2 separate regions of the Homo sapiens genome follow, and region 1 is linked to region 2. A link is a loop called in an ENCODE intact Hi-C map of the cell type or tissue named here. Cell type or tissue: OCI-LY7. All regions are shown on one strand. Region 1 overlaps MOB1A (MOB kinase activator 1A). Region 2 overlaps MTHFD2 (methylenetetrahydrofolate dehydrogenase (NADP+ dependent) 2, methenyltetrahydrofolate cyclohydrolase).

The links. Hi-C counts contacts between places; a loop is a spot of excess contacts. Peaks named below come from ENCODE experiments on the same cell type or tissue, not always from the same donor. Only the 100,000 strongest peaks of a DNase experiment are listed, where the experiment ranks them.
Region 1: it touches region 2 in a loop (2.9-fold over the local background); 7 of 110 quality-filtered maps call a loop at or near these places.

Annotation. Positions count from the first base shown.
Region 1 is chr2:74,150,579-74,153,078 of GRCh38, forward strand. MOB1A (MOB kinase activator 1A) reads right to left here. Exons shown (of 6, transcript NM_018221.5): 6 at 1,950-2,500. It overlaps BOLA3-DT (BOLA3 divergent transcript), which reads left to right. Exons shown (of 3, transcript NR_045636.1): 3 at 1-1,811. Among named protein-coding and RNA genes, the nearest start is that of BOLA3-DT, 3.8 kb to the left of the region's middle. In OCI-LY7, CTCF peaks have their summits at 1,040 (motif pointing left) and 1,249; a DNase peak (open chromatin) is centred at 1,053; H3K27ac peaks cover 478 bases.
Region 2 is chr2:74,210,973-74,213,472 of GRCh38, forward strand. It overlaps MTHFD2 (methylenetetrahydrofolate dehydrogenase (NADP+ dependent) 2, methenyltetrahydrofolate cyclohydrolase), which reads left to right. Exons shown (of 8, transcript NM_006636.4): 6 at 227-319; 7 at 769-894. Among named protein-coding and RNA genes, the nearest start is that of MTHFD2, 14 kb to the left of the region's middle. In OCI-LY7, no CTCF peak of the experiment used is centred here; no DNase peak of the experiment used is centred here.

The DNA.
Region 1 (2,500 bases), 60 kb before region 2:
CTCTCAAGTTCTTTTGTATGATTTAACCACTATCTACCTGTCCAACTGAAATCTACCCTTCAGTAATATTATACTTGCACCTCCCTTCATAAGCTATGCTACAAGTTTGGTTATGCAGTTGCCCACCTTTTAAGGTTCAAGCCTTGTCTTCTCCAAAGAGCCACCTCTGACTGCCTCACAGTAAGCTTAGGGCCCGCAACTTACCTGTAACTTTTGTTGCACTTATGGCCTTTTACAACTATCAATTTATGTATGTGTCTGTTCTCACTGGTTTATAAGCTCCCTGAGGACAGAGCCTTGCTTGAGTCATCTGTCAGCAGCCCAATATGGGACAAAAAGTGCATGCATTGTAATTACTGAACAGAACTGATAGAGGCTCAGCAATTTGCGCTCCATAGGTCTAAGTTTGAACTTTTCTAGAAAAGGATTTGCAGGACGATCTGACGAATCTTGGGCTTCCAAATTAGTTCCAACAGTTCTAGTATTTTTTTTTTTTTTTGACAGAAGCAAATAAGTAAGTTTTACTTTGTGATTAAAACAAAAGTGAAATGCATTTAGTCCCAGGAAATGTCAATCCTTTCTGCATCTTACTTTTTTTTGCTGTGACCTCGAGATTCTCTTGTTCTCTTCAGTTGTATTGGTCCATGATCACTCATAGCTTTCATACACATATATACATCTGAAACTCAGAAAATTCATTAGGTAGGAACTCTTTGGATGCATCTCCTTTTTTAACCTCATTGGGATGATTTTTCGTTGCACCATCATTTTATAGAGCTTCCTAGCACTGCTGAGCATGCAGAATTTTTGCAAATGCAATCCAGAGAAACAGACTTGCTATATACTAGCTATTTGAACTTGTCTGAGCTTATGTGGCATGGTCTAAAGAATACTGAAATATTTCTGGCATACCTCTTAATTGCAGTCACTTTCTCCAGGTTGCTTTATGGATTAAATGAGATAACCTACTAAAGGACTCCAGTAAAAAGCTAAAAAGGTAGCTAGCTTTTGAGGTGTTGTGGCAGACTGGCATCTAGTGGCCAGCGATAAAGGTGCAGACTAGTGTCCACACCTAAGTGGGGACAGTGCAGGCTGTAATGTCCATACCTAGTGGGGACATCAATGGGGTATTTGTCAGAGAAGCTCCATGGCATAGTTTGGACATTGTTTCTGGCTGTGCAGGTTCAAACCCAGAGTCTGGCTCTCCCAAAGATTATCTGAGTTATTCTATTATTTTACAAAGTTTGAAATAGCCATTAGATACCCTTACAAACTTATCATTTTTGTGATTGATTTTAAGTCTACTGAAAATGTCAAAAGAAATCCAAAACTGATTGCTAGTAACTAGGCCAGGTGTGGTGGCTCACACCTGTAATCCCAGCACTTTGGGGCCGGGGCAGGCAGATTGCTTGAGCTCAGGAGTTCGAGACCAGCCTGGGCAACATGGCAAAACTCCATATTTACAAAAAATACAAAAAATTAGCCGGACATGATGGTGTGTGCCTGTTGTCCCCGCTACTAGAAGGCTCAGAAAGAAGGATCACTTGAGCCTGGGAGGCGGAGGTTGCAGTGAGCCAAGACTGTGCCACTGCACTCCAACCTGGGCAACAGAGACCCCAGCTCAAAAAAATAAAATTAGTGTTAACTTGTACTGTTTAGCCACATTCATTAAGTTTTTAATTTTAACTCTACTATCGCACAACCAGGAATGTACAAGAGATCTGGAGCCTGATTTGCATGGCAGGAAGGAGACCACGTATTTTTGTTTGGGATGGGTTTTAGCCACTATCAGAGACATAGTTTGTTTCTTAGGGGTTCGGTCCCAGTAGTATGATACTTAGTTCATTTAGGAACTTCCTTTTTTAACGGCTAAGAAAACATTTTAGCTACTAAATGATATGCAAAGATAACTTTCCAAATTTAAGCTGTACTCAAAAATCCACAGAATCTGCAAAACTCTCAAGTTTCTATATTTAAATAGAAATGTGTGTTGATATACATACTTTAATCAGTCATTTCTTGCTTTCAATATATTTTATTCTGACGAAGTTACAAAAGTAGATACAAAATACTTTTTTTAGAAGTACAGTTAACTGACTTAGAAAAATAGATAAAGCCCCTAAGGATTTTAAAACACAACATAAATTTTTATGTAAAGAACATTTAAAAATATTTTAGATGGTAACCAAAACTAACTTACACAAACTATTTTTGATGTAGAATAGAATGCTGTTCTATAATAAGAAGTCTGTAGCACACTGGTAATCCATTTGGATCTACAGAATACTTGTTTGGAACAGAATCTGATAATGAGAGAAAACTCAAATGAATGTCAGTGCAGTTGCTTCAAAAAAATTACTGCTACCACATGTACTATCATCCCCCAAGGCCTTTTACAGTCTGAAATATCAAAATTGAAAGCAAAAATAGGATGACCAAAGGACTACTATTTTACCTCTTTTCAGAACTCTACAATAGTAGAAACTAAATTCCCTTATGG
Region 2 (2,500 bases):
GACGGGGTTTCACCATGTTGGCCAGGTTGGCCTCGAACTCCTGACCTGGTGATCTGCCCACCTCGGCCTCCCAAAGTGCTGGGATTACAGGCGTGAGCCACTGCACCTGGCCGTAAGTCAATTATTTTTCAGAGATGTTGAGTTTCTACAATGACTTGACTAGTTGAGACCTAATCCAATCCCAGCTTTGTGTCAGAAATCAAGACATCTATTTTTTTCTTTCTAGGTGATGCCACTGTTACAATATCTCATCGATATACTCCCAAAGAGCAGTTGAAGAAACATACAATTCTTGCAGATATTGTAATATCTGCTGCAGGTAAGAACACAAGGGGGATGGAGGGAAGGACTTCACCTCAGAAGAGGAGGTTGTACCCCTCATCTTAGAATTCGCCTGCCTAGCTGCTATTCATCATTCCCCTTGTAATGATTCTTTGAGCTGCCTACAAAGATGAGGATAGAGTTGTGATTGGAATACCGGTTTCTGGCAGTCCATTATAGTCTAGATGGGTGAATGTTATTCCTAAAGCTTCAAAATATTTATATTAATATTTACTGTATAAAGTTTAAATGGTTCCTTTTGTTTCCTGTCAGGAGCCAAAATAAAAAAATAATAAAAGTAAATAGTTCCTTAGTTAATATTTTTAACAGGTTTTAATAAAACATGTTGATTAGTTCTTCAGGGTCTCTTGAAATTGAAGTTAGACAAGAATCTGACAGGTAGACTGTTTTCAGTACTAAGTTGATCTTTCCTTTCTCCATTTCCAGGTATTCCAAATCTGATCACAGCAGATATGATCAAGGAAGGAGCAGCAGTCATTGATGTGGGAATAAATAGAGTTCACGATCCTGTAACTGCCAAACCCAAGTTGGTTGGAGATGTGGATTTTGAAGGTAAATGGTGAAATTTTATTTTTAAAAATGAAATCAATAAATACTACCTTTCATGGACATTTAGGATAGATTATTTACTTTTTTTTTTTTTTTTTTTTTTGAGATGGGAGTCTCACTCTGTTGCCCAGGCTGGAGTGCAGTGGCGCGATCTCGGCTCACTGCAACCTCTGCCTCCTGGGTTCAAGCTATTCTTCTGCCTCAGCCTCCCGAGTAGCTGGGACTCCCAAAGTGTTGGGATTATAGGTGTGAGCCACTGCGCCCAGTCAGTATGCTTTTCCCTCCCTCTCTCCTTCCCTTCCTTCTTTCTTTCCTTCCTTCCCTCCATCTCTCTCCCTTCCTTCCTTCCCCTCCCCTCCCCTCCTCTCCCCCCACCCCTTTCTTCCTTCGTTTCTTTCTCTTTTTTTTTTTTTTTTTTTTTTGAGACAGTCTCACTCTGTCACCCAGGCTGGAGTGCAGTGGCACCATCTCGGCTCACTGCAGCCTCCACCTCACAGCTTCAAGCGATTCTTGTGCTTCAAGCCTCCCCAGTAGCCAGGACTACAGGCATGGGCCACCACGCCCAACTAATTTTGTGTATTTTTAGTAGAGACGGGGTTTCACCATGTTGGCCAGGCTGGTCTGGAACTCCTGGCCTCAAGTGATCCACCCGTCTTGGCCTCCCAAAGTGCCGGGATTACAGGTATGAGCCACTGCACCTGGCCTTAGTAGGCTTTTCATAAGAATTAGAGAAACCTTTTTAAAATTATGGCTTTTCTAGAATTATTTTAGGTGTTTTATCATAGTGATGGAGAGCAGTTATAAACTTTTCAGGGAATTGTTTTTTTCCTTAGACTTATTTCATAATTCAAGCAATTTCTTGACTTTTAACAAGTTTGAAAATTTGATGAAGTGATTTTTCTAAACCATGGAGTTTCCCAAAAAGTGTTAGAGATTTCTCATTTTCACACTGAGAGATCACAGGCCTAGAAAGTTAAAATGGTCCAGGAAAAAACCATACCCCTGAAATACTAGAATATACTAGTAGATTTCTTCTTTCAGTTCTGTTTTTTTTTTTAAGAGGCAGAGTCTCACTCTGTTGCCCAGGCTGTAGTGCAGTGGTGTGATCTCTGCTCACTGCAACCTCCACCTCCCAGGTTCAAGTGATTCTTCTGCCTTAGCCACCCAAGTAGCTGGGATTACAGACATGAGCCACCATGCCGGCTAATTTTTTGTATTTTCAGTAGAGATGAATTTGGCTGTGTTGGCCAGGTTGGTCTTGAACTCCTGGCCTCAAGTGATCCGCCTGCCTCAGCCTTTAACAGTGCTAGGATTACAGGTGTGAGCCACTGCACCTGGCCTCTCCTTTCAGTTCTTAAGATAGAATGTTTATCCGAGTTTTATGCTGATAATCCTTTTTTTCTTTCCTTTTTTTTTTTTTTTTTTTTTTTTGAGACAGGATCCCTCTCTGTTGCCCAGGCTGGAGTACAGTGGCAGGATCTCAGCTTACTGCAACCTCTGCCTCCTGGGCTTGAGCAATTCTCCTGCCTCAGCTTCCTGAGTAGCTGGGACTATAGGCACATGTCACCTCACTTGGCTAATTTTTGTATTTTTTGTAGAGATGGGGTTT